7 separate regions of the Homo sapiens genome follow, and all the other regions are linked to region 1. The links are chromatin loops, found by intact Hi-C in ENCODE. Cell type or tissue: mammary epithelial cell. All regions are shown on one strand. Region 1 holds the start of LOC107984418 (a long non-coding RNA gene). Region 2 has its middle 11 kb from the start of MIR4486. Region 3 overlaps NAV2 (neuron navigator 2). Region 4 overlaps SLC6A5 (solute carrier family 6 member 5). Region 5 overlaps NAV2 (neuron navigator 2). Region 6 overlaps NAV2 (neuron navigator 2). Region 7 overlaps NAV2 (neuron navigator 2).

Region 1 (4,000 bases):
TCTTGCCAGGCTGGAATTTATTTCTGGCCTCCTGTCTAGTAAAGACCAATGTAGTTTCCTGTGATTGGATTGCGGCTAGGGGACCTGGGTTTCAGTTTAGACATTTCCATGAACTTGCTGCATTCCCTGTAGGGACTCATTTCCCATCTGCGGGCTCATTTCCATGAAGTTGCTGCATTCCCTGTGGGGACTCACTTCCCATCTGTGGGCTCAGGACAGTCAGGTGTGAAGCAAAGGCAACACATCAGTGAGCCCTCCCTCACTGCTGACCCATCCCCTTGCTTCCTTGACTTTTCTTTGCTCTGTATCTCAAGTGAGCGCTGGACCTGCCTCAGGCACCACTGCGATGCAGAGGCTTGGAGGGTTTTTTGGGTTCAGTTACAGTTTCTGAGCCTCTTGGCTCTGGTCACTTTTTCAGTGGAACACTTCTTCTTCCTTTTATTTTTTAAGAGAAAGGGGCTAGGCATGGTGGCTGACACCTGTAATCCCAGCACTTTGGGAGGCCAAAGCGGGTGGATCACCTGAGGTCAGGAGTTCGAGACTAGCCTGGCCAACGCAATGAAACCCTGTCTCTACTAAAAATAAAAAAAAATAAAAAAAAAATTAGCTGGACATGTTGGCAGCCACCTGTAATTCCAGCTACTCAGGAGGCTGAGGCAGGAGAATCATTTGAACCTGGGAGGTGGAGGTTGCAGTGAGCTGAGATCATGCCACTGCACTCCAGCCTGGGTGACAAAGTGAGACTTTGTCTCAGAAAGAAAAGAAAAAGAGAAAGTTTCTCATTCTCTGTCACCCAGGCTTCAGTGCAATGGCCCAATCTCGGCTCACTGCAGCCTCAAAGTCCTGGGCTCAAGCCATCCTCCCACCTCAGCCTCCCAAGGTGCTGGGATTACAGGCATGAACCTCTGGGCAAAGCTTTGTCATTCTTCATACTTTTCGAACAAGGAGCCCTGCATTTTCATCTGCACCGGGTCCTGCAGATTATTACGTAGTGGGTCCTGGTGTGGATTCGTGTGCCTGGGTTCCGTGCCCATTCGTTGAGCTGGGGTACGGGGATCATCAGCTACACCCAGACCACACGGACCCAGAAGCGGGGGGCAGGGTTGCTAAAGAAAAACTGAAGAGCGTTACCAGAAGCAAGAATGGTTGTGGCGTCGGCAAAATTGAATACACGTGCGTATCGACACCGATGTGGGATACGTTCTGAGTAGTTGAGGGAAGACCCAAAATCATGCCGTCGGAGCTCTTCCTGGAACCGCACCGCGGCATGTGTGGCTCCATGGAGGGCGTGACGCACCGTGCAGCAATACTCGCAGCGTGGAGAGTTCCAGTCCCGAAATGGCAGCGTCAGGCAAGCTGCTTCCAATACCCCTCCCTCCGACAACCAGAAACAAATACCCAGCGCCCAGATCCACACCAGCAGCAACCCAGAGCTCCAGTCTGAGGATGAGACTGTTCCAGGGCCACAGAAAAGAGGAAAACCTCGGGCAGATGGTGAGGGAAGGGAACCTCCGTGTTCAGGACACCTCCGCCCATCCACATTCGGCCTGGCACCGATCCTGCGGAATCTCTCCCCAACGCACGGTTTCTACACTGGAACGATTGAAACTAAGGGGGTGCGCCAACTCCCCCACCTTCGCGGGTCCCCTGGCAGGAGACCTGGTCCTTGCCTTACCGCAGTAGGTGTGGCTGTGACTGAAGGGAGCGGCATCCCTGAGCACAGTCGGAGACAAAGGGAGGCGAGGGCCAACCCCAGCCCGGAAACTCTGCCCTGTAACTCGGCCAAAGGAGACGCCGCATTGGAGCGGCTGTTCCGCAGCACCATGCTGTAGAAGGTACGTTCCTCTGATGCCCTGTGCGCAAACCCCTAGCCAGCCTTCCCACACTGCCAGGATAACCCTTTTGAAACCTCCCCTGTTTGGGACAGGCCGTGCTCCCACCTTTTATTGGAGACGAGGCGAACCTGGGCTTAGGGCGCCACCTAGAGCCAAAAAAGAGGAAGCGACCTGGCCGCGAAGCTTCGCTAGGCAAGGATGTCCCACAGAAACCCAAACAAGCCAGACAGAGAAAACTGGAATAAATAATCCTTCATTGCAAAGACACAGGCGTATACCCACAAAAACACCAGCAAGCAGGAGACCATGACCTACGCAAAAGGACAAAGCAAAAATCCAGTGACTGGGCCTAACGACATGGCGATTGGTGAGCTCCCTGACCAAGAATTCAAAATAGCAGTTTTAAGGAAACTCAGTGATCTCCGAGATAGCACACAAGCGCATTTCAGAAACTTATCAAAGTTAACAAAATATTAAAGTAATTTTAAAAATCAAGCAAATCTTGAAACTGAGAAGTTCATTTGCTGAATCGCTGAAGTTCATTTGCTGATGAACTCGATAGACTCTCAACAGCAGAGGGAACCAAACAGAGGAAAGTATCAGTGAGCTTGAAGACTGGCTATTTGAAAATACAGCCAGAGGGAAAAAAAGGAAAAAAATAACTGAAAGGAATGAAGACCGCCAACAAGATCTACAAAAGTAACTCAAAACACCAAATCTAAGATCTACAAAAGTAATTCAAAAGACCAAATCTAGGAATTGTTGGTGTTCAAGAGGGAGCTGAGGCCGAGCATGTGGCTCATGCCTGCAATCCCAGCACTTTGGGAGGCAGAGGTGGGAGGACTGCTTGAGGCCAGGAGTTCGAGACCAGCCTGGACAACATAGTGAGACCTCGTCTCTACTAAAAATTAAAAAAATATTAGCTGGGCACAATGATGTGCACCTGTAGTCCCAGCTACTCAGGAGGCTGAGGCTAGAAGACCGCTTGAGCCTGAGAGATGAAGGTTGCAGTGAGCCGTGATCATGCCACTGCACTCCAGCATGCATGACAGAGTGAGACCCTGTCTCAAAAAAAAAAAAAAAAAAAAAAAAACCAAAACAGTGGGAGCTGAGCAAGAGCAAGGGGTAGAAAGCTTATTCGAAGAACTAATAACATAGTAATACCCAACCTGTGCAACACTCCTTTCCTGTGCCAGGCACTGTGCTAAGCAATTAACGTGTACTATCTCATTTAATCCTCTCAGCGACTCTATGGCGACAGTATTATTAATGGTGCTTCATGAAAGGAAAAACTCAAGGAAATATCTCTTCTTCCTATAGCGTGAGAGCCAGCTAAGGAGTGCAAGCCCCCCCCTCCCCAACCATGGGGTGAGAAGTGTCCCCTCTGTTCTCCCAGCAGTCCTGTGCTTCCCTGTTACAGAGTGCCCCCCAGTCTGCTGTGATGGCTGTGGCCCTGCATCTCTTCCACATGAAATGAGAGCTGGAGGCATGGCTCACTCCATGATACAGATCTAGTCCCTAGAACAGAACTAGGCTCCTATGGGGAAATGCAATAAGGACAGCGAACAAAGAAAGGGAGAGGTAGAAGGAAGCTCAGAAGTTTAAAGGACTCAGTCTGGCAGAAAAAGAAAGAGGGGTTGAGGAGGGAGTGAGATGAAGGGAAGTTGAGTGCAAGGAAGTTCAGAGGGGGAACTCTACAGAATGCACATGGAAAATAAAGTTAATCAGCAAGGATGGAAAGATATCTTAAACGTCAACATCAACAGAAAAAAGACCTAACTGTATATCAAATTGAACTTTAATAATTTAGTGGAATATAATTTTAATGGAATATAATCTTGTGCTTTGCTTTGTAGATGTGTTGATGGTCGTGGTATTGATGTAGTAATTCCAGCACTATTTGTGACTAAGGAATGTTAAAGCAAATATATTGTTTGGGGGAATAATAATTCTCATTCACTAAGAGAGAAGGGAGAAAACATATGGAATGAGAACAAAGGAAGAACACCACATTGCTGTATTAAATTAAAGATTACTAGTAAGACCTCCCTCTTGCTCCAGAAAGATAGATAGAGAGATGATAGCTATAAATCTGTTCCCTGAAAGAGCATAGAAGCAATGATATTATAGTACAAATGATCGCAGCCACCACACCATGAGTTCTA
Region 2 (4,000 bases), 570 kb before region 1:
AGATGCAGGCACTAAGCCTCTGGGGGTGAGGGCCTCGTGCCTCCACACTGCATTCATTTAATCTTCCAACCATTTCCCTGGCAGTGGTAATATACCCATTTTACAGATACCCTTATAAGGATTAACTAGTAAAAATAACAAAAACCATCACAACAATCCACAGTTACAGAACTCTGACTGTGCCAAGTGTTATCTATATTTTCTCATTTAGTCTCGCAACATCCATATATAGAAAGACGGCACCTGCCTGTGAGGTGGATCATGACAGAATCAAGTTATTATGCCTGACCACCAACCCTTTGGGGCAAATCCGCTCTCAGAGGGTGGAAAGTCTTGTTGACAAGCAGAGTAGCCCCTGGGGCCTCAAGCTTTTGGGGCATCTCTGGGGGCTCCGGGCATCCTTTAGGGCAGGATAAGATACTTACAATAAACTCTCTCTTTGAGACATGGATTGGGTCTTCACTTAATGTTTTTGACTCTTCATATTTTTTTTTCAGTTTCAAGTTTTGACAGCCCTGGAGCTTAGGCACTAAATCAGCAACAGAATAGGATTCTAAGATGTTTGATTAGGGATTAGACCTCTGACACATGGCTTGCCCAGAGCTGGCTGATCTAATACATCTCAGAATCCAGGAAGAAAGGGACCATGTACCACAAAGCCTAATGCCTCATTGTGAAGAGAAAAATGAAGGCCCTGTGCTGGTGTGGATTTACGCAGCACTAAAGCAATAGTTCTCAGGTCAGAGCCCAGGTTTTATGTCTCCTAGTCTATAGATCTGCATCAGTAGCACCTACAAGACAGGGTTGCTTCATAACCAAGTTCCATTCAGAGCCAATCATATGTATTAATGGTGTGGTCAGTAAGATGTCAAGGAATCTCTGTCTATCCATCTAATCTCATGAGTTTTCTCTGGGTCCTAAAATAATGTCACCTTCAAAACATGGAGTAGGCCCTGCCAAGACACCTCACCTACCTAGAGAAGGTATTAAATACATTACCAGCAGAGACCCAATTAACATCTGGACCTATCAGAAAGCAGAAGCTGGGACACTGGATAGCTCAGTTTGATTGCTATGAGAGCTCTCAGGAAAACAAAAGAAATACAAAAGTTTGGATTGTGGGCAGATAGAATTTTCAAAATTTAGAGAAGATCCGAAATCTTTTCATTGCTTAGATGGACAAACCAAGACCAGGGAAAAGAAGTGAATTTCCCACGCCTGCCCAATAGTCAGGACAACACCTTCCCTACCAGCTCTCCATCACTTCCCCAGTCTCTCTTCCCAAACACAGCTCTACCAGTAATACAGAGTTGGGTGCCAGGACTCAGGAGTCGGAACCCCATTACACTTAGGCTAGATCTTTGTGAATATTGAGGCTAAGAGTGGAATTTAGTCATGGTCTCCTTTTGACACAGAGGGACCTTTATAGACCAGAGTCGATTTTTGTCTGTAACAACTGTAAAGTAAAATGAACACCTTGGTTGCTACTTGAGCCCTTGGATCGGGATGCACCTGGTGGGCTGCAGTAAATCTTGAAGTAGCATCCATTAATCAGCTACACCAGAATTCACCAATGTGCTTGTTAAAATGCTGAGTCCTGGGCTTTATTTACCCAAGACCCATTGAATCCCGGGTCTATGGGGCATTTTAATATGTATCCCAAGCGATTCACATGCCCCCAAAAGTTGGAGAACCGCCACTACAATGGAAGATCTGGAGTTAAGCTTGCCTGGGTTCAAATCTGGGCTCTGCCAGTTACCAGATGTATGAACTTCAGCATGCCTGAGCTTCAGACTCCTCCTGTAACATGAAGAGAATAGTAATAACTACCTCACAGGGTTATTGAGAGAGTTAAGGGAGGTAAAGCAGGAAAAATGCTTAGCATTGGGCTTGGCACCTTGCAAATAAATATTAAGCAAATCAATTAAAGCAAAGCAAATATATTTAATAAATTAAATATTGAACAAATAAATATTAGCTGCTACTGTAATGTCGTTCTTTAGATACATTCCCTGTCTTCACCTGTTCACATGGAGGCCAGCTGCAGCCTCTGCAATCAGGAGCCCGTCCCCACCTGAACCCCCGACCCCTACCCCTCCAGGGAAGATGAGCGGCTGTGAGAAGCCTGGCCTACCCATTCTGTGGCGGGGGCTTTGGGGAGTGCAGTGACAAGAGCCACCAGCAGGGGGAAGCATAAACACATTTCAGGGCATAGCGCTGGTGATCCTTGAGGGTGGGGCGCTCTCTGGGGGAATGGGCTGAGGCTGGGATCAGCGTTTCTTCTCGAATTTTCCCCCCACTGTGGACAGGAATATCTGGTGATGCTCACAAGACAGAATCCTGCTTTTCCTCTAATTGCTCAAAAAGTGAGACCCTGCGCTGGCTGACACTGGCTCTTCCCTGAAGCCTCAGGAAGCGGCTCATTAGCTGTTAATTTTATTTTCACCACCCAGTCGGGCTCTGGCAGGCCCTCGGCAGAGTGCTGGCTGCCGGGCCTTTCTAAGGAGACTCTTGGCAGAGCTCTGATCTGGGCGTCGTGTTCTTTTTCCATTTGGAGGAGCAACTGCGTGAGGTGCCTCACCAGACTTAGCGAGAGGGGCTGAGGGGCGGGGCGGGGCCTGAGTGTCCAGACCTGCCCTCTAGTTCCCTTCCTGCCGTCCCCTAGAAATCAGGGGGCCGGGAGGTCCGCCGCCGCTTGAGTGCCCACCGTGTGCTATTCTGTACCTCCCACCGGGCTCCCCAGGAGCATGTCACAGAGGGGAAGGCTGAGGCCCAAAGAGGTCGGGTGACTTGCTCAGAGCCACGCAGCCAATGAGCAGCAAAAGTAATAATGACACTGGGCCGGGCGTGGTGGCTCACGCCTGTAATCCCAGCACTTTGGGAAGCAGAGGCTGGCGGATCACCTGAGGTCAGGAGTTCAAGACCAGCCTGGTCAACATAGTGAAACCCTACCTCTACTAAAAAATACAAAGATAGCCAGGAGTGATGGCAGATGCCTGTAATCCCAGCTACTCGGGAGGCTGAGGCAGGAGAATCTCTTGAACCCAAGAGGCAGATGTTGCAGTGAGCCGAGATCACACCACTGTACTCAGTCTGGATGACAGAGTGAGACCCTGCCTGCCCCCTCTCCAGAAAAAGGTAATAATGGCACCGGCCGCCTAGTGTGTGCCCAGTATGTTGCCGGGATCCATCGCTGTCCTTTTACATATGTTTACTCCTACATCAATCAAATCTGTAAAGCCCAGTGGCTGAGGTTAAAGCCCATGCTTTTCTTCCTACTCCGCACTGCCTCGAAACCCTTGGAAGTACTCTTCTCCTATTTCCCTAATCTTTCAAATTATTCAAATTCCCATTTGTTCTCCAATTAAAGGTCCCCTCCTCCCTCTTCATCCAAGAGTCCTTTGGTGAGAGCTTCGGTAGTGGCTTGATCACATTCTGAATTTGAGATTTGCTTGTAATTAGCAGTCTTGAAAACACCAGTTCTTTGCTAGGCTCTGCTCCCAGGAACCCAGGAGTCAGGACATCTGAGGAAGGGCTACATGCATCACTGATCTCTCCCTTAACCACCCCTTTCATAGGTATCTGGAATAAGCTCAAATTTCATTGATTTTCCTATGGTGATAAATTGACAGCCCGCCTTTTTTTTCCACAGAAATTAATGCCAGTAAAATGACTACTACAGCCCACTCCCTGCTTTGAATACACCATTAAAATAAACCATGTCTGTGTGCAAACATGTGTGCACCCAATGAGATGTGCTTTTCAAAGACACTGTCATGCAATGTACACAACACTGTGCAGACATTTCAATTTTCCTCCTGGCTGTCTCGCCATCTAAAGACGAAATGCTCGATGTGGCCTGGCATCCAATGGCAGCTGGAGGAAAAGAACTTGCGACTTCGTGTTTCTCCTCTGGAGCTCTGGGCTTGCTCTCATTTGCACTGGTGAATTGTAATGTCAGCAACCTATGGATAGACCGCAGGACACTGGGCTGCAGCAT
Region 3 (4,000 bases), 190 kb before region 1:
AACTCCTGAGCTCAGGCAGTCCACCCTCCTCAGCCTCCTAAAGTGCTAGGATTACAGGCATGAGCCACCGCGCCCAGCCATGAACTGTTCTCTGAAGTGTGGAGGCAACTAAATAGCTCCATATGAAATTTTTATAATTCCAATAGCATTATTAGTCTTAAGGTAATACATATTCAGGATTCACAGCTTCTCAATTTGCATTTTCAAAATTAAAATATGACAGTCTTTGATCACCATCAATCCCATTCCTTCTTTTTTTGTTGTTCGCTATAATCATTTGAAAGATTATAAAAGATATAACCTTTTTTTATTTCAAGCTTTTCTATCAGAAGAAAAAGTCTTAATGATAAAAAGCAAATGTCTGACAAAGAGGAGGAAGAGGAAAACGTCTATGATGTGGATCTGACTAGCCCCGTTTTTACGTTAATGCCCACTCTGGGTAACTAACGTCCTTCTGTCCCCTCTGAGTTGCCTTCATCTTTAGGGTAGTCTGGGAAGTGACGCTGGAAATAAGAGCACCAGGATACGAATCAGGACACCTGGGCCCTGTCCTTTATCAGCCCTTGGTGCCCTCTGAGGTCTTCGGCACTGGCTGCAGGAACAGGTATTGATCGAGTGTGGGTACAGAGTCCGCTAAGGGCTTTCCACATCTTAGCTCACTTCATTCTTCCCACACCTCCATGAGCTAGCAGCTTAGAGGTAATTAAGCAATTTGCCCCAAGTCACAGAACTAGACTAGAGGGGCTCATGTTTAAAACCAGGTGTAGGCTGGGCATGGTGGCTTACACCTGAAATCCCAGCACTTTGGAAGGTCAAGGTGGGCAGATCACTTGAGGTCAGGGGTTCAAGACCAGCCTGGCCAACATGGTGAAACCCTATCTCTACTAAAAATACAAAAATTAGCCTGGCGAGGTGGTGCACGCCTGTAGTCCCAACTACTCCGGAGGCTGAGGCATGAGAATCCCTTGAACCTGGGAAGCGGAGGTTGCAGTGAGCCATGATCACGCCACTGCACACCAGCCTGGGCAACAGAACGAGACTGTCTCAAAAACAAACAAACCAAAAAGCCAAGTCTGTCTAACTAGTGAGACCAGGCTCTTAACCACCAGTCTTGACTCTAAATCACTTTATCTTTATTGTCTTCATCTGGAAAATGAGAAGATTGGATTAGATTAGATTCTATAAAATGGTTTATTCTCCTTTTCTGCTCTAAAATTCTCTCCCTCAAGCTTATGGTTCACTATATATAACTTATAATTGCTCCCCCCCCGCCCACCAAAACCTCTCCATGTTAAAGTTGTTACCAAGGAGTAAAGGGAAGATGGGTCATTTTTTTAAAAATCACTCAGAATGAATTATATTTATCAATTCAGAAGTAACAGTGGATTCATCTATCACTTTATCACTTTATAGTTTACTAAGAGTTGTGTGTCACATCACCTTTCATTTTTATAGAACCAGAGGAGATTGCTATTATTATCCCCATTGTACAGATGAGGATGCTGAGATTCAAAGAGGTGGAGTGACAACTCAAGTTTTGCATGGCTAACAAGTTATAGATCTTAGACCTGGAGCTAGTCGAATATTTAGACTTCCAAGTCTAATGTTCCTTCTAGTACCTAGCATCTTCTGAGACTTAAACATTTCTTATTTATCCAGTCAACACACCCTTCTTGCGTTGCCTGTGTAGCATATGAACTTGAACTAACCTTTGCCTCTGAAGAGCTCTCAATCTAGTTGAGGAAAGATTTACATTTTCGCCAACAGGAGAATAAGGAGAGTGCTATAGGATCACATTTTAGCCAACAAGAGAATAAGGAGAGTGCTGTAGGAACTCCTGGCAAGGAGTCAAGGAAAGCTCTCAGGAAAAGATGACATGGAAGCTGCATCTTAAAGACAGATTAGCAGCGAACTAAGGAAGGAGGAGAAGGGCCTTTAGGCAGAGAGGTTGTAGTTACTGCAAAGATAAACCTGTTAAAGCCATGTGGAGAGAAGCCACATGTGGGTGCAGCATAGTAGAGTTGTATGTAAAGAGTTGGAAAGGCAGGAGATGGGGCTGGAAATAAAGGAAGAATGTGGCCATCATCTACCACAATAAGGGGTTTAGACCTTATTCTGTGGGTAATGGAAACCACCGAAGACAGTGATGTCATCACGTCAGTATTACAAAAGTCAATGAAAGATCGTGTGGGGAGTAGACCAAACTTAGGAAGAGTGTAGAATGGAGATCACAGATTCAGATGCCTAATTGGCCTCTAAATGGTCATCTAGATGGGTGGCTCAGGGTGAGTGGGCCTGTGGCAGAGGGAGCCACGCCTCTTTAGAGGGTGCAGCCACCACTTGGCACCAGCAGGTGGCGATCTGCAATAACAAAGACAGTCCTTTCCAAGCTTTATTGTTTTTACTGGACGAAGGCAGAAATGCAGATATTTATTGTGAAATATCCCGATTTTTAAATGTTGAACTAATTTTAAAACTTTAAAATATTATGCAGACCAGTAGGAATAAGTTGGGCTGGTTTCCACACCGGGCTGCCATTTGTAACCTCTAGGTGTGAGGTACCTGTTTCAAAGTACTCATAAGGCCTCAGCAGAGATGATGAGGGCTTGGACCCTGGCTGGAGGTGAAAGGAGCACAGGGAGTATGAAATCCTTTAAAGGTAAAGATAACAGAATTGAGAACGATGGCCTCAGTAGGAAGAACAAAGGAGGGAAGAACAGTTGGATGACTTGAGGTTTATCAGTACATCCCCCGTGGTCCATTCTCATTCTGGGCAAACGTTTTCTTCACAGGTAGTGAAATCGGTTGAATTAGTTCAGCATGCCAGTGCGTTAATAATGTTACATGCAGGGTCATGCATCTGAGTGTAATTATGCATTTGCATGCCATGCCTGAATGAGCAGAGGTAGCTGTGACAAGAAAACATTGCATGAAGCTGTTGCTTCAATTTGCTTGACAAATAAGGGCATGGAGAGGGTTTGGGGAAGTACAGATTTCAGTCAAGTGTTGAAATAATGATCAATGAGACCTTTCATGTCAGAAGAACTAAGCTCTGAATCAGAGACCTGGAGGGCAAACACACCTGCTTGGCACCCACTTCCGACTGGTTTTATGGTCACCTTTATAGAGAAAACCATGTCAGGAGAATTTTGGGGTGGGGGAGCTGTTAATAGAGTCATCTTTATGTTTGACTTGTTGGCATGGCTGGTTACTTAGAAGCTGTTCTTTGGCATAGGTTAAATTATTCAAATCACCCCGTACCCTCCAGCATGTGTCTGGCTAGACCTAGCATCCTGACGGAGGTTCAGAGAAGCATTCCCCAGTGAGGGATTGCAGACCCTCCATCTGGGCAATGAAAAGTTTATCTTTTACAGTTCAGCGGCTCTCTCTGTTCTTAGGACATTGCTCCACATACGGCTAATGAATTATTTAGCGTCAGTCTGCTGGTCCACTCTGTTCTGAAGCTTCTTGCTACAGGAGGTGATGGTGAGGGCTGTGGTTAGACCACAGTGGTCCAGATGTGGTAGTTGCCTCTCATGACAAGTGTGTCTGCTTCGGTTTGTGTGTGAAGGTCTCAGACGGACACTGAAGGGAATGTTACTGCCGAGTCAAGCTCAACAGGTGTGAGCGTGGAGCCCAGCCACTTCACCAAGACTGGACAGCCTGCTCTGGAAGAACTCACTGGTGAGTATGGAGCCTCAGAAATCTGTGTCTGTTGGTGATGAGGCCTTCCACGCAATACCTGCTGGAACAGCATGAACCCAGCTTGATTACGAGTTGCATTATGTTTGCATTGACTTTGAGCTAAACAAACTTTCTTTCTTTTTTTTTTTCCTATTATTTTTCTTCTTGTTTTTCTTCCCTTTTCTCTCCCTCTTACAGTTTCTTCCCTCCTCCCCAGAATCGTAAACAAGTCTCTTACTGGTGTGCAAATCCTATTTTTAAGATACGTTCAGTTTTATTCATTTAGGGGCTCTGGACTGCACTGATACTTAACTTT
Region 4 (4,000 bases), 480 kb after region 1:
ATGAGAGTGGACCCTTAGACCACTCTGATAAAAATGTAGTGTCTAGAAGAGGGCAAGATACTGGGGAGTCAGGGAGTGTTCCTGGAAGATGCTTCAGATGTGAAATAGATTGGGACTTGAGGCCTTGGCAGAAAGTGTCAGCTTCTTGGGTCAAGGGCAAGAGAGTGAATGTGAGGAGAAGTAGGGCAGCTATGTCAGAAAGTCTTTCTGGTCTATACCTCTGTCACTGACTGTATGTATGTCTGGGTCAAGTAACTCTCTCTGGATCTGTTTTCCTTCTCTAAAAAACAGAAATAAAAATGTTCTTCCTCTACCTACCTTGTGGGGATTGCTGTAAGGAGAAAAGAAATGAGGAGTGTGATACAGTTGCAGAAGCATATAACTCTACAAATAAAAGGTGCTAGTAGCAGTCACTTTGGAAGTTCTCGTCATTTTAAAGGGAACCTAGAAACAAGTAGTTTCTTCTTTCCCCAGTAGATCTGTTAATTCTCCTCAGCTAGGTCTGTGCTGAGACCAGCTTCCTGTGATCTCTGTATGATCGGCTCTTAGTGCTGCCCTCCAAAACCAGCTTTTTTCATGATGGAACTAGGACACTATTTAACCCTTCAAGTATATTAAGGGCAAAAATATGAATTCTTCCCTCTCGCAGACCCAGAGAGATGACATTTTTTTCTGCATTTTCTGCCATGAACATGTGTTTATAGTCTCTCTCTCTGTCTGTCTGTCTGTCTCTCTCTCTCTCTCTCTCTCTCTCTCTCTCTCTCTGTGTGTGTGTGTGTGTGTGTGTGTGTGTGTGTTTAAAGCAGGCTGAGCATGTTGACTGGATCAGGCACATGGGTGGAGGCACAAGAGACACAGAAGCCCCTGTCTCTGGCTTCCAGTCTGGCTCACCATCGCCTGGGAGACATGAAAGGCAGAGCAAAGATATGACACAGCTCAGCTCCTACTCATCTGGTACAAACCATTAAAATGATGCAAGCTCTGAGCACAAGGAGACAATGTACATTTTTCACGCTGATTGTTTCCTGCGAGTATATGACCAGGCTGAGCAGATCCTATCTCATTCTTACCCAGTGTTTTAATTTTTAATTTTTTTTTTTTTGGTGAAAAGAAAAACAAGGTGTCAATCCACACTCTTTCTTTGTGCAGCCCCTCCATCTGTCATTCTCTGTGTTATCAGCACATGAGTGTGTTCTGTTCCTGGCGCCAGGCTATCCCTTGCAGGTGTATTGGTCCTTTGGAATTCTGGGGTGACTTAGAAAAGTTGATGGTGGCCTGACTTGCAGAGCCCCACTGCTCTGCTGGACAAATCAGGAGTCTAGACAACGGATATTGCCAGGCTGTTTCCCAAATGGTCATATTGAGCAAGCCTTCCTTAAGAGATGGATAAACTCTTTCCCCAGCATTTCCCACCAATTGCCTTCCAGTCTCACCTTCTCTCTCACAATCCCATAACTACCCACATCCTGTGACTGCTGGGCAAAAGGACTCATCCCAGGAGAGAGGGGCTGAATGGCTAGCTATTGTGACCTTCGTGTGCAGCTTGGAGCTGCCCCATGACACTCTCAGTGCTGCAAGGGACACATTCCATGGGGATACCAGGCAACCATACCCACTCCAGCCCCAGAGGAAAGCCCTGGATCTGTGGGTGGGGAGAGGCAGCGTTTGCCACATCTTTCTGTGCTGCAGGTTGTAAGAGAGGCTGCTGTCTTTAGGGTGACTCAACTCTCCAAGTATCTGTAATGGAGAATGACTAGTCTGTGCCCTGTCAAGTGAGACCAGCGGCTTTACGTGAAAATAGGAGCTAGCTGGGTCACGTAAAATAGGAACAACATAAATATCATTTCTATTTCCGGAATGGCTTCATTTTCATTACAACTTTTAATTAAATGATTCCTTTTCTCCCTGGTCTTTCATGTGCTTTCATTTATTAATAATTGCCCAAGTAAAGAGAATCCCATTCCACAGCTTCCAATTTAGCACGATCATTATCGCTGTTCTTTGTTCGGGGTTGCTGGGCCGCAGAGCTCTCTGATGAGATGGCCCATCATTCCCTCGCGGGTGGACCCGAAGGCTCCGGGCGCTGGGAAGCATGCTCCTGCCGCCCGGTGGTGGGAGGGGATATTGCAGGAGGCTTGGGGCTGCGGAGCGAGCGAGCGGGGAGCCTGGGAACCCTGCTGCATTGCTGCAGGAACGGTGACCTTGTGCTGCTGCGGCGGCAGTGATCTACAGACATCCAGAGACGCTCTCTAGTGAGGCTGCCTGCGTGCTTCACAATTGCAACTTGGGAATCGAGAGATTTGGTGTTTGCCCTCGTGTTAGTGATCTCTCCCGTCTTGGGTGGACGTAATGTTTGGCAGGAGGGCTAGAAATAACTTATGTGCTTATTTACAGAACAGAGATATGGAGTGTTCTTTAATTGTCTTCATTTATGTCACTGCTGGGGGAAACAAAAGCTTTCCTGGTAAATATTTGATAATGATTAGGTGGGAATCCTCCTGAAACTCTGTTATTTGATTAAAGAAGATACTTTGAATAGGAAGATATTTTTAGGCCCTGAAGTGGAGATTCTCAACCAGGGGAGATTTTGCAGGGGACATTTGGCAACGTTCAGAGACGTTTTTAGTTGTTGCAGCTGGGTGGGCTCCTGGCATTTAGTAGGTGGAGGCCAGGGATTCTGCTAAATATCCTGCAATGCACAGGACGGTCCCACAGCCAAGAATTACTAAAGCTGTCCTTGCAGGGTTAACAAGAATTCTAGACAGAAGTATTGTTATAATCAGCATTAATCAGGCTGTGCTTTTGACTCACTTCCTTGAAACCAAAAATTGAGTAACACTACGTACATTTGCATCCCCATTGTTCCTATAGATGAGATTTCTGATGCTAGAATCATAAGGCTTTTGTTTAAGAATTGCTTAAGCAGATCCCGAATTCCAGCAAAACAGCTGATGCCAACCAGTTTAAAGACTCCTACCAGCTTTAAGCAGGGGCTCATGCCTGTAATCCCAGCACCTTGGGAAGCCAAGGTGGATGGATCACTTGAGGCCAGGAGTTGGAGACCATCCTGGGCAACACGGCAAAACCCTGTCTCTACTAAAAATACAAGAATTAGCTGGAAGTGTTGGCACACACCTGTAATCCCAGCTACTTTGGAGGCTGAGACATGAGAATCACTTGAACCCTGGAGGTAGAGGTTGCAGTGAGCAGAGATTGTGCCACTGCACCCTAGCCTGGGTGACACAGTGAGACTGTCTCAAAAAACAAAAAACAAACAAATGAAAAAAGGTTCCCACAGAGGAACTGAATCAGTGTGAGAATGCTTTTCTTCATCTCTCTGTCCCAGGACTTCACCCTGCACTCTTCAACCTACTCCAAAACCCTAGCTCCAAACTCTTTGGGGAGATGGATTTGAGGTTTCCTCCTATCTCCTTGTTCAGTGGCTCTTATGATTAAACCTCTTTCTCTGCTGCAACGCAGGAAACTCTATTTGCTTCCTGCGAGTAAATGACCAGGCTGAGCAGATCCTATCTCATTCTTACCCAGTGGTTTATTTGTTTATTTATTTTGGTGAAAAAAAAAAAAAAACAAGGTGTCAATCCCCACTCTTTCTTTGTGCAGCCCCTCCATCTGTCATTCTCTGTGTTATCAGCACATGAGCGTGTTCTGTTCCTGGGCCCAGGCTGTCCCTTGCAGGGGTATTGGTCCTTTGGAATTCTGGGGTGACTTAAAAAAGGTCCTCTTCTCTTAATTAAACCTCTTTCTCTGCTGCAACGCAGGGTCTTGGTGAAGTATTGACTCACTGTGCCTGTTGGGCAATGGACCTATTGCGGTTACTTTATCTGACCCCAAATGCCATTAGTACAGCTATTGAGAAACCTTGGTCTAAAGAACTACTGAAAGGGAAGGGATTCTTATTATTGTTTCCATTTTTACCCAACATTCTAAGAAACTCTGCGGTGTGTATGGGAAGTGGTAGGCAATTTATGGCAGGCAAGTG
Region 5 (4,000 bases), 390 kb before region 1:
ATGCTGCACTTTAGATCTCTAGATTTATTTATCCCACAGAACTTCAACTTTGTCCCCTTTGTTCTATATCTCCCCATTCTTTCCCCCACTTCCCTCCCCCACTTCAGGTAACAACTGTTCTACTCTCTGCTTCTATGAGCCTGGCTTTCTTTCTTTCTTTCTTTTTTTTTTTTTTTTAAAGATTCCACATATAAGAGAGATCATGCGGTATTTTTCTTTCTGTGTCTGGGCTTATTTCACTTAGCCTAATGTCCTGCAGTTTCATCCATGTTGATGCAAATGGCATGATTTCCTTCTTTGTAAAAGTTGAATAATATTTCATTGTGTATGTATGTATCATGTGTGTGTGTGTATATATATATATATATATATATATATATATATATATATATCACAATTTATTTATCCATTTATCCGTTGATAGACATTTATGTTGTTTCCATATCTTAGCAATTGCAAATAATGCTGCAACAAATAGGGGAGTGCAGATATGTCTATGAGGTGCTGACTTCATTCCCTTTGGGTATATACCCAGAAGGGGGATTGCTGGGTCATACGGCATTTCCACTTTTAATTTCTTGAGGAACCTCCATGCTATTTTTCATAATGCCTGCTTTCCCAAAAACAGTGTTCAGGGGTTACCTTTTCTCCACATCCTTGCCAACACTTGTTATCTTTTGACTTTTTTTGGATGATAGCCATCCTAACAGGTGTAAGGTAATATCTGCATCTCACTATAGTTTTCATTTGCCTTTTCCTGATGATTAGTGATGTTGAGCACCTTGTCATACACCTGTTCTCCCCTTCACCCCTCCTGAGCCCCTTATACTCCAGCCCAACCAAACATTTTTGGAAGACCATGGACTCAGCAGTCATCGGGACTTGGGGTCAAATACTGGCTCTACCACTTCCTACCTCCTGTAACTTTGGGCTAGTTACTTAACCTCTTTCAGTCTCAATTTCCTCATCTGTAAAACAAGGGTGATAAAAGTACTTGCCTCATACATTCTTTGTGAGAATTAAAGAAGACAAGTGCAAGGCACTTAACACAGAGTCTGGCACATAGTTAGTGCCCAATAAACAGCTACTTTAAGGCCAGAATAAATTTCACACATGGTCATCATCTAGCTCTGGGATTGGCAAGGGTGTGGGTGTGGTTTGCAAGGAAGACTCATGGACTGCCTGCTACCCACTACGTGAGGCGCTCCAGGTAAGAGCTGGTGGCTGGCAGTTCATGCCTCCTTGTTCTGCTTGGTGCCTATGTGGATGAGGCACTGGTTCCAGGGAGGTTACAGGGCTGGTTCCCCTGTACCAGGGCACAGCCTGGTATCAGCTCTGCCCATCTCTAGATAGTGGGAGCAGGAATCCTTCAGTCCTGATGCACAGATGGGCAGGAAATCTAAAAGCCACCTCTGCCCTTGTCCAAGCCAGTCCACATGTGGATTAGAAGCTGCAGCTCTGCACTGCTGTACCTGGAAGGCACAGACAGGCAGACAGGCCCATGTTCCTGTCCACTTTGGTGGCTGTCCTGGCAAGCTGTGGCTACTATTGCCACCTGGTGGCGTTTCACAGCAACACATGCATGGAGACTTCTGTAGTGTCTTATTAAAGATGTCAAAGTTTGTAGCATCCTGGGAATTGAAGGTCCACTTCTACCTGCTCACAGTGCGGAAGGCAAAACCAAGATTAGAGAAGGAAGAACAGTGGGGTTTAGGAGAAAGAGCACTGTGAGAGTTGTGTAGCCTTGGTTCAAATTCTACTCCCCCTATTTGGGATTTTGGACAAATGACAACCTATGTGAACTTGTTTCTTATCTAAAATGTGGTGGAGATCCTCAACATTTACTCATAAGGCCACTGTGAGGCTCCTATGAAGGGCTTTATAAACTGCAAAGGACCCTACAGGTGGAGAGGTGGTGGTTATAGCTGTTGCAGCTCCAAAGTGAGGCCAGTACTTCTGAACTTGGGAGTCAGGGGTCTGGCCTAGCATAACCAACCACTACCCAAGCCTAGCAACAAGACAGATGGCAGAAGGAATGGATATGAGCTACTCCCTCTTTGCTGGCCCAGGATATCTCCAGGGTGGGTGAAGCACTGGGGTCTTCCACCCGTGCTGTGAGTTCCTGGTGCTTTCTCCCTCCTGGGTCTTGCCTGCAGTCTGCTCACACAAGTGTAGCTTCAGGTGGGAATGCCTAGTGCCTGCAGTTGTCAGTTCTAGGCATGAGGAGCTTGTGTCTGGGTTTCCCCAAAGGACAACATTCTGGGTCTCAATGAAGGACAAGATGCAGAATTCCAAGGCGAGGCCACAAAAAAGTGCTGGGCTTAGCCTAGAGCTACCTCTCCAGCCCCAGGAATGTGACGGTATCTGGACCTGGACACAAAGCATTAGCTCATCCCTTCTGATGATAGACAAAGAGCCTAGTGCTCAGAGTTGGGCAGTCATCCCGGCAGCTTCTCACTGTCCTGCCCAGGCAGCTGTCTGGACTGGTCCAGCCCAAAGAGCCTGGAGTGTCTACTTACCCCACTGGCATGGAAGGTTTGGGTCAGGCCAGGGTCATCCCAATCCTCAGGCCCTAATGCTAAGCCCATCTCACAGGTACTCGGAGGAGGAGTCCTATTTGGGTTGTAGTATGCTTCCCCTCCACTGGCCTCAGATACAGTTGGTTTACTGAGCACCTAATATGTGTTAGATAAGGTACAAGATGTTTTCACAGAGATTATCTCATCTCTTCCTCAAAGAAGCCCTGGAAGTGTGGTGTGATTGTTCCCATATTACAGATGAAGAAACTGAGGCTTACAGAGGTTCAGTCACTTAGTGAAGTGGGAGCTTGGTTTTAAACCCATACTTCTGCCTCTAGGGCTTGCCTTTGTGTAGTTTAAGAGTGAAAGACTTTCCAGAAAGAGACCTGGAGTGAAGGCCTATCCTAGGGATGAGTTGCAGGCCTTCACTGTGCAGAGTAGAGGATGCCAATGGCACACTTTGCCAGAGACCCATTGAAACACTCCCCAGTGCCAGCTGTTGGCTGTCACTCCTTCCATCTCCCTGTCCTAAATACCTCCAGAAGGTTTAGTTCTGACACCACTCATGTGGGGCCCATTTAGAGAGACAGTGAGTTAGGGAACATGGCTGAGGATGGAGGAAGGAGCACCACTAATTGTGGTAAACCCATAATTAGTTCTCTGCTTATGGCTTCAATCAGTACTTTTAATTTAAAAGGTAATATCTGTGGATTTTTTTTTTAAAGATTTGTGACATGGGTATAAAAGGAATAGAAAACACTCATGTTTTCTCCAACCAACCTCACCCCACTGTCTCAGAAATCACCTCTATGAACAGTTTCTTGTGCATCATTCCAGAAAATTTGTACAAAAACAAGTATATTCAAATACATCTATCCTTTCTTTACTCCAGTTGGAATTTCACCATCCTCACCATCCTACAGAGGTCTTCTTTCATGCATCATCATCTCTTAGGCATCTCCTGACATAGATGTCAAATGCCTTCTCTTAACTCTGCACTGTAGACTATTATATGGCCATTGTCCTCCTGGTAGGCATTTTGGTTATCCTGATTTTTTGCCGTCATGAACAATGTGCTGATTACACCTCTATTTTTGCACAGTTTCCCATATAGGACTGTAAGATAGGTGGACTCCTGAAAGCATAATTATTGGATCAAAGTACATGCTTTTTAGATTTTACTAAATATTCCCTATCGCTCTCTAGCAGGGTTGTACTGTCACCAGCACTAGGAGTAGAAATGATCTCCACATGGAAGATGAGTCCAGTAGTCATGTGGGACAGTTGCTGAGAAGACATGATTTCAGAGGCACCCAGAAACTGCTCATGATCCTGTCCCCCTCAGGAATCTCCCCTTTCCGCCTGTCATGGTGTCTGGAATTCTCATTCATTCCTTGACCTGTGGCATTGTCTCCAGAAAGCTCAGGTGTTTATTTTATGACTGCATTTGCAAAAGACAAATATAATCCAGGCTAAATTGT
Region 6 (4,000 bases), 180 kb before region 1:
AGTGAAGGGGAGTGATGAGATGATGTCTAAGGAACCTTTCAGGTGGAGCCTGCCATGACTGTATAGCACGAGGCCTGGCTGGTAACTTGTTCATGCTCCCCTCTCAGATCACCCTGCAGACTTAAGGTGCAGTGAGTTATTTCACTTGCCTGGGACTTCTTCCTTCATCTGTTAACATGACTTGCCCAGAAGTTCTCCAAGATCTTTTCCACCTTGAATGTTCTAGCTGTTAAAGTTACAGATAAGAAAAAGCAGAAATACTAATTGTGCCACTCATTTCCATGAAAATAATGATCAAGAACCCAATGGGTGAGCCAGTATTTTTATAATTTAAATAATAGCTAACTCTCCTATATGCCAAACACAGTGCTAGGTGCTTTACTTTTATACTCTCTTGTTCTATCTCCATAGCAATCCTTTGAGGTAGATGATATCATAGTCCCCATTTTAGAGATGAGGAAGGTGAAGTCCAGGAAGGTTAAATAACTTGCCCAAGGGCTTGCAGCTATTAGGGACAGAGCGTAATAGTGTACCATCTTGCCAACGTTTTATTGCTGTATTGAAATACTACAACTACTAGAGTTTATTTCAAAATGAATTTGATTTTTCTCTGTTCTACCTCTGTGACTAGAAGTGTTCTTTTATTTCATTAAAAGCTGAGGCATAGAGGTGCTTTGGTTTTCAGCCTGTTACTTTTAGAACTATCTTGGGTAGTGAAATCTTTGAAAACAGAATCCACCAAACCTTTTGCAGGGGCAAAAGGAAAATTTCCCCTTTACCCTCTGAAGGTTCACTGGAAAATCAGCTCACAAAAGGCAGATTCATTGGAGAAAGGACATACAAATTTACTTAATGTATATACACAGAAGCCTTCAGAATGAATACCCAAAGATATAGGGGAGATTGTCCAATTTTATGCTTAGGTTCTACAAAGTACGGGCAGCTGTGTAGAAATATGATTGGGCAAAAAAGGTATGATCTAATGCTAGCAGATGGAGTGGGGAAACCAAGCAAGGTTCTTCTTGGCCCTTCTGAGAAGCATTCCTGCCTTCTGCGTATGGGGCAGAGCCCTCTCTGTAATGGAGGTTTCTACAATCAAACAAGGTGGGTCAGATAATTTCCTTATGCCCAGGCTTCACACAGAAAGGAAGAGGGAAAATTAGAATAATGTTTGGAGGTTTTATGACTGGCTTTGGGGAAAAAGGGTTCTGATTTCTATGGCCTACCTAGGGGCAGAGGGATTCTAGTTTCTATGGCTGGCCTCAGGGGAAATAGGATTGAGAGACCAGAGGGCAGAAAAAGGTCAGAGAGAAACTTTCACTTCTGAGGCCTTTATTTTGTAGTGTTTTCTGAGCTGCCCAACACCTTACAGTACAACAAATTTCTGCTGCCTGGAATGGCTGGCGCAATTAATGGAGTGAGAAATTAAATGACCTGGTCAACTTAGAGCATCCTTTTTTTTCTAGTTTTCCATAAACATGAAAAACAATAGCATACACCTATTACAACTGAATTTCACATAATGTAATCTTTGTATTATTGTTTAGAAGACTTTTGGTATCTAGCATGGACTCAGATTTATTATTATCAATTCCCATTTTCATATACTACCGAACAAATTGTGGCTTGTTTTGAGGTTTTTGTATCCTGTAATAGTTGATTTTATTGTCGAACCAGTCTTTCAATTCTAAAAAGATGGCCAGTGAATTCATTTTGATGTAGTGTTGATTATGTCCACAAGGTGGAGACATTGAAACACTCTAACCTGAATCTTAGTGATAGCCGACTGAGAAACTCCTGGTTTCTTTAACCATCCAAACCAGAGCCTTTACCTTTGCTTAAAAGCACCGATGTTTACATTTCAGTTCCAGCTTTGCCAAGTTTACGTTTTAGCATGTGTGATAGCACTTAGAGCAAGTGTAGATAAAAAGTTCAGAAACGTAAGCAAAGCACCCAATTACTGAAACTGGAGAACTTTGGTCTGGTTTCTCTTCCTGTTCCTTTTAATGTAGAAATGTACCCTCAGCATGAGGAGAGGTAGCCCAGATGGAACCTAATGCTCCTTCTAGTTGTAGCATTCTAGAACACTTGTTAAGCATGTATCCACTCTGTGGAAATGCATGTGAATTTCTGCTTTGAGGCCAAGTTACCAGTTTGTGTTTACACGCAGAGTTCAGAGCAAGACACTTAATGTCTTTTCTACTCATCATATTCTTCCTATAAACTGGCAAGGTTGTAAATATTGAAAGGCTGGTTATTCTGTGCTTCAGAATGTGCTGAATAAGGCATTGTTGAGGCAATTGATGTAGTGAAAGGGAAATAGACTGGGATATCATATTGGGCAGACCAGGGCTTAAACCCTCCCCAACCTCTTGCCAGCTCTGTGACGTTAGGCATGTCATTTGACTTCCCTGAGCTTTGAAGTGCTACAATTAATATGGTTTTTAAACCTTCAGCTGGATTTCTGTTTGCAGTTGTATCTGATAAAGACCAAAATCCCAGTCGGGGTCTAGATGCCTTATCTCCCTCAAACATCCAGGCGCTTGGAAACAATGAAATGATTAAAGCTTTTGTCCAGATGTTTATTTGGCTTAGTAGAAATGTAGCCTTGATGTATGAGTAATATATCAATCTGTACAGAGGCTCTTTGAGGAAAGTTCTTGTAAAAGTTTATAGTAAGTTTATTTAGAAAATCTGATATGGAAGTAAATTCTGGTTTCTAAAAACCTAAGACCTCTGTTTTTAAAGTGATGCTGTACTTCGGCTTGGCATAACAGCTATTTTTTGATGCCTCTAGTTCATTTTCTGTACTGGTGTGTGCATGTGCACCTGTGTGTATCCTTCAATTCTCCCTATGGTAGGGCTGAAATTACTTTATTACCATATTACCATGTAGTTTAGCTAAGAATTAAGGGCAAATGCCTCTTACACTTTGTGTGTGTGTGTGTTCTTATATTGTGCCTGGTATATACCAGGCATGTCTAAGTACTTTACAGGTTGTTATCTGATCTCACTCATCCCTTTTATTGGATTGATAAATTGGGCATTGGCTGTAGTGGGGAGGAAATTAAAATAACAGATGAAATTTCTCTTACTAGGTTTTGATCTGTGAAGTCAATCTTCTACTCATATTCTAAAAATTCAAAGTGCCATATGGTACAGAATAAAATTAAAGGGGCAGACTCCACGTCCATATGTTTGAAATGATTTTTTTTTTCTTTTCAAAGGAGGCACTGAGTTGTGTAATGTTCCAAAGTATAAGTAGATATCCCTTTATGGACAAAAAAATGACCCTTTAAATATAACATCAGAAGTTTCTCCCTCTCAGAACCTTTGATGGCTTCCCATTGCCTGTGGGAACAGATCTGAATGCCTTAACTGACTGTGGAGGCTCTTCATGGCCTTTGCCTCATCTGCCTTCGCTGACTTGCCCCCGGCCACATTTCCCTTCACACACTCCAGACTTCCCACTGCTCTAGGCTACCTGCCACCACCAAAAGCTGGTTCCTGCATTTGCAAAGCCCTGCCTCTGGTTCCTGCATTTGCAAAGCCCTCCCTCCTGGGACATGCTGCTTTCTTCCTGGAATTCCTTTCCCCTCATGCCCATCTGACTAATCCTGAAGAAAATGTCTCCCCTGTGATGTCCTCTGGGATTCCCCCAGTCACAGTTAGCTCAGTCTCACGTGTTTCTGGTAGTCTTGGTTCACACCTACCCTTATATATAAGCGTTTCACTTTGCATGGGAAGTGTCTGAAAGCCACTGGATGGTACTGAGGAAAGAGTATGTTCTTAAAAGGCAGACAGACTTGAGATTTAATCCTGGCTCTGCCAAGTGAACTGGAACAAGTTCTTAACCTTTGAATATTAGAGATAGAGCTTGAAAAGAACAGGCAAGAATCTGAGATGCACAAGAAATGTGCACGCGCGCGCGTGTGTGTGTGTGTGTGTGTGTGTCTTTCTCCACTAAACTTGGAGTTCCTAGCAGGCAGACAGCACTCAT
Region 7 (4,000 bases), 230 kb before region 1:
GGGAAGCTATAATTACATAGCTTGGAAAAAGAAAAGTTTAAGAAAAAAAAAAAAAAGTCCTTTGGCTCCAGGACAGCCTAGGACTGTAAGTCACTGCTGCCCCCTACTGCCCAAGTTTTGTGTGTGTTTCCTAGAGGATCCTTGGTTTCTAGCCTGGCATTCTCAGGCACTGTGCTTGGGAGGATAATAACTTGCAGACTGTCTAAATGCTTTCTTCCAGACAGGGCCTCCCCACATTTGTTTCCTCAATTTAGGAGAATGTATGTGAAATGGAGAAAACCCACAGTGTGGGTGTGATCAGGTTCATGTGGCCTAGTGGAAAGACTTTCTCTTGAGTGGTGAGGAACTGACAGCAGGCCTGAGCTAAAATTGGTCTTCACAAAGCCGTCCACCCACTCACTTGGGCAGGCAGCCAGCTGGTGGATTCAAGGATCAGGTTTAGCCCTAAGGAGAAGGATTTTTGAAGGCACTAGTTGATTTTTGCTGCAAAAAGGTTATGCTAGATTTGGTTCCATTTTTAAGAGGCAAATAATTCTAAACCAGACTGTATAGTGTGGAATAAATGATTCTCTCCCTTATTTATTATACATTCATGTACTTGGAATTCAGTCCTTCATATATTCATGTGTCTGAGGTTATTTATTGAATGTCTTCTATGTACCAAGCATTATGCCAGTCACTGAGTATTCAAAAGTGAAAAAGCAGATTATTTCTGCCTGCATGGAACTTAAAGTCTGATGGAAGAGACAGTAAACAAATGCAAACAGTATCATTACATTTTGTGGTAACTGGTCTTATAAAAAAAAAAGAGGGGTACTATGAATGAACTTAATTCTCTGGATTAGGTAGAAACTTAATTCTCTGGACTAGGTACAACCTCTTCAGGGTGAGACCCATAGCCAAAGTTTGCAGGGTCCATTGTGCCCATGATCCCCATTCTCCCACACAATGGTTGGAAATAAAGGATGTTTTTGAAAACAGTTTTATGGACAGAAACCAGTTCCCTTGCACAAATGAAGATCTATATCCTGAACTAGCTTTTTTCTTCTCTCTCTGGACATAGGGAGTAAAAGTAAAAAAAAAATACAGGGAGGCAAACTTTGGCTCCATATGTATATTGTGAAAAGAACTTTTCACATTTGTCTTCTCACAGTTGAATAGGCTCTCTTGAGAGTAGTGAGTTCCCTGACCCCAGAGGTATTCAAATAGAGGCTGGAATATCACTTGCTAGGGATGCTACAGGTGAGGTTTCTTACAATAGCCGGTAGGTTGGAATAGATTTTCTCTCAGATTGCTTGCAAATCTAGCATTTAATTACCCCAGGCAAGGGTAAAGTTGGTGTGATTTGTTCTGGAAGAGTCTCCTCCACCTCAGTAATTTCACACATATCCCCACAGTTTATTAGAGTTCCCAAAACCCCACCTTTGGATTGGTTCCCTTAAAAGTATTCATTCATTCCAAAAATGAGCTTTATTTTTGAGGGTGCTACTTGTACTCTAGGATTCATTTGTATGCTGGAAAAAGGCTGCATCTTACGTGGATATGCCTGTGTGCATTTGTGATGACCTCTTTTACTCCATTCACATTCTTGAGAAGATTTCTCCCTTAACTTCACTTAAATTGTCTTGAACTTGCCAAGTTCATGCTCAGAGGCCATCAGAGAGTTCACAGGCAAGGATGGGTGCCACACAGAAGAAATCATGGCTACTTCATGAGAAGTCACATGTGTGGTTTCCACCATTTAACACTTGGATAATTCCTTGCCCTCATCTAAGAGCCAGATAGGAATGTTCATGCAAATTATTTTTTAAAAAATCTATTTCACTGACATGCTGTAGGGGGCAGTATTCATTAAGGAAAACCAGGGACAGAGTCCAGGAAGAGCCAGTAATTTCGACCTTGTAGGGAAGAAACTGGGCCCTATTTTTAACTATTTCTGTATACTAGAGACTCATTCAGTCTGTCCTATTGTTCGTGCATGAATGAGGCTCTGACCTTCAGTAATGAACCTTCTTAGGGGGCCAGGATTAATTTGGCTTATGTTAAATTCATCTGGCTTGGAGTGAAAACCAGTGAATACCTGTGAGGGAGAGGGACTTTTCCATATAGGACATATGTGCTAGGGCAAGGATTCTTACCTAGGTCACCTGACTCCAAGCTTTTGCTCTTTTAGCCACAATTTGAACCATTTCAGGCTCATACCTTCCAACACAAGTAGTGTTTACCTCCCCCAGAACATCTTCAAACCTGTTACTGCCTAGGAAATAGATAATAATAAAACTTGTGGGAGCGAACCTTTTTTTGGACCCTCTCACCTTGATAAGTTTGGTGAAGCAGGTGCCTTACTCACCCCTATCTTCCCAGCCCCTCAAAATGAATGTTTTCAAATCATAGCCACGTATGATTTCTTACAAGCCCAAGGCTGATGGGACGGTCTTGCTAAGGTGCACCAGCTTCAGGGGGTCTCGGCTGGGCCTGCTCCTATGTCTGAGGGCATCTGGCACATTGACTGCATGCTGGCTGGTCTGTAATGGCCTCAGGTGAGACAACTCAGAATTCTCTACATGGTCTTTCATCTCCCAGCAGTCTGGTCTAAGCTATTCTTCTGGTGGTAGGTGAGTTCGAAGGCAGAGAGTTGAAATGTACAAGGCCCTTTGAGGCCTAAGCTCTGAAAGAGGACACCAGTTTTTGTCTTCATTCTGTTGGCCAAACCTAGTCACGTGACCTGCCCAAATTCTTGTGATTGGGAAACAGATTCCACCTACTGAAGGAGGAGCTGCAAAGTCACATTGCAAAGCGTACATGGCACAGAGAGGGGTGGACACTAGGGGCTGTTTTTGTAATCAATCTACCACAATAAACAGGTTGCACCCAGTGAATTTGTGTTGATGGATTGATTTCAGTTGTCAAGGTAATAGTCTCTTTCCACTGTAGTTGCATGAAAATGAGAATGCACTGAGCTCATTTAAGATGTACTAAGACATACTTGCAGTTTCCTATAAGTTATAGGGGCATGTAGTTCTAAGAACTCACGGGGGAGAGCAGCCAAAGCATCCTTGGTTACCCCAGTCCCATAGAAGGTGTCTCTAAGAAGCAGATGCTGGCAGGTCGGTGAAGGGGCACAAGCACCACTTGCTTTATGAGGCCCCTGTGGCCAAGGAAAGAAGGTAGGAACCAGCTGTTAAAGTAGAACTCCGCAAAACAGGTCTTACTCCACTTGAGTCTGTTCTCCAGCCTTTGGGATTCTTGGTATTCACAGGCCTACACTTCTCTGCTTTCTCTTTCCCACACCAACTGGCAAAAGTTGTTGTGTGATGAAGATGATCCAAATGTCAGACTTGGGCTCAGGACACCTGGGGTCTGGTCCCAGCAACTCTATTTGATGGCTGTGTGGCTTTGATGGGTCATTTAACACCTCTGAACTTCACATTCCTCAGCTCTAAAATGGAAATGAGGATAGCACCAACCACATAAAGTTATTGTACGGTTTCCGTGAGATGAAACCATACAGAAAAATACCCTAAATTGTGTATATAAGGTTTGTTGAATCAATGATTTCATAAGTGTCCAAAAGTCAGAAATGACTACAAAGGGGAAAGTAACCACAGCAGCTGAACTGAGAACCTCAGAGAGCCAGTTCTCCACTCCTGGTCTGTTGCTTCAGATCAAAAGTCTGAAGCACCCCTGTAGCCGCCTCTTCTTGCTCATCCTCCTCTCTCTCTGATAAACCGTGATGAAAAGTGTTTTTGAAAACCAAGGGACCAAGAAACACTGAATGACCTTCACTGAAAGGACGACTTTTAGCAAATGCACACTTGACATAGTTTGGTAAATATCCACCCTGTTATCTTTTGCTCCTGGTGTCTTAGAAATGTCACTTATTGATTCTTGAAATTCCCCCACTGCCACTCATAGGGGGAGGGGGAATTTGAGACAGAAGTATTGATTGAAACTAGTGAACACTGAAAGAAGCATTTGTTAGGTGGTCCTTTCCTTTTTT

Evidence for each region. Hi-C counts contacts between places; a loop is a spot of excess contacts. Peaks named below come from ENCODE experiments on the same cell type or tissue, not always from the same donor. Only the 100,000 strongest peaks of a DNase experiment are listed, where the experiment ranks them.
Region 2: it touches region 1 in a loop (10-fold over the local background); 42 of 110 quality-filtered maps call a loop at or near these places.
Region 3: it touches region 1 in a loop (7-fold over the local background); 40 of 110 quality-filtered maps call a loop at or near these places.
Region 4: a loop joins it to region 1, with 6 times the contacts of the local background. A loop is called at or near these places in 32 of 110 quality-filtered maps.
Region 5: a loop joins it to region 1, with 14 times the contacts of the local background. A loop is called at or near these places in 6 of 110 quality-filtered maps.
Region 6: it touches region 1 in a loop (7-fold over the local background); 91 of 110 quality-filtered maps call a loop at or near these places.
Region 7: a loop joins it to region 1, with 12 times the contacts of the local background. A loop is called at or near these places in 17 of 110 quality-filtered maps.

The regions. Positions count from the first base shown.
Region 1 is chr11:20,130,626-20,134,625 of GRCh38, forward strand. It overlaps LOC107984418 (a long non-coding RNA gene), which reads right to left and starts at 1,764. Exons shown (of 3, transcript XR_001748477.2): 1 at 1,676-1,764. LOC124902643 (a long non-coding RNA gene) reads left to right here. Exons shown (of 3, transcript XR_007062615.1): 3 at 1-1,676. In mammary epithelial cell, a CTCF peak has its summit at 1,986 (motif pointing left); no DNase peak of the experiment used is centred here; H3K4me3 peaks cover 562 bases.
Region 2 is chr11:19,562,014-19,566,013 of GRCh38, forward strand. It overlaps a transcript of NAV2 not described here. Among named protein-coding and RNA genes, the nearest start is that of MIR4486, 11 kb to the right of the region's middle. In mammary epithelial cell, a CTCF peak has its summit at 2,192 (motif pointing right); no DNase peak of the experiment used is centred here; H3K4me3 peaks cover 256 bases.
Region 3 is chr11:19,936,090-19,940,089 of GRCh38, forward strand. NAV2 (neuron navigator 2) reads left to right here. Exons shown (of 38, transcript NM_145117.5): 8 at 3,572-3,684. Among named protein-coding and RNA genes, the nearest start is that of NAV2-AS3, 43 kb to the right of the region's middle. In mammary epithelial cell, a CTCF peak has its summit at 2,349 (motif pointing right); a DNase peak (open chromatin) is centred at 3,022; H3K27ac peaks cover 367 bases.
Region 4 is chr11:20,608,195-20,612,194 of GRCh38, forward strand. The region is part of intron 5 of SLC6A5 (solute carrier family 6 member 5); the gene reads left to right. Among named protein-coding and RNA genes, the nearest start is that of SLC6A5, 11 kb to the left of the region's middle. RefSeq lists a silencer at 2,040-2,237 and an enhancer at 2,216-2,285. In mammary epithelial cell, a CTCF peak has its summit at 2,110; DNase peaks (open chromatin) are centred at 1,707, 2,107 and 2,837; H3K4me3 peaks cover 308 bases; H3K27ac peaks cover 422 bases.
Region 5 is chr11:19,741,337-19,745,336 of GRCh38, forward strand. The region is part of intron 1 of NAV2 (neuron navigator 2); the gene reads left to right. Among named protein-coding and RNA genes, the nearest start is that of MIR4694, 17 kb to the right of the region's middle. In mammary epithelial cell, a CTCF peak has its summit at 1,558 (motif pointing left); a DNase peak (open chromatin) is centred at 1,535.
Region 6 is chr11:19,949,929-19,953,928 of GRCh38, forward strand. All of the region lies in intron 10 of NAV2 (neuron navigator 2), which reads left to right. Among named protein-coding and RNA genes, the nearest start is that of NAV2-AS3, 29 kb to the right of the region's middle. In mammary epithelial cell, a CTCF peak has its summit at 1,732 (motif pointing right); DNase peaks (open chromatin) are centred at 1,773 and 3,663; H3K27ac peaks cover 35 bases.
Region 7 is chr11:19,903,612-19,907,611 of GRCh38, forward strand. The region is part of intron 6 of NAV2 (neuron navigator 2); the gene reads left to right. Among named protein-coding and RNA genes, the nearest start is that of NAV2-AS3, 76 kb to the right of the region's middle. In mammary epithelial cell, CTCF peaks have their summits at 115 (motif pointing left) and 1,846 (motif pointing right); a DNase peak (open chromatin) is centred at 110.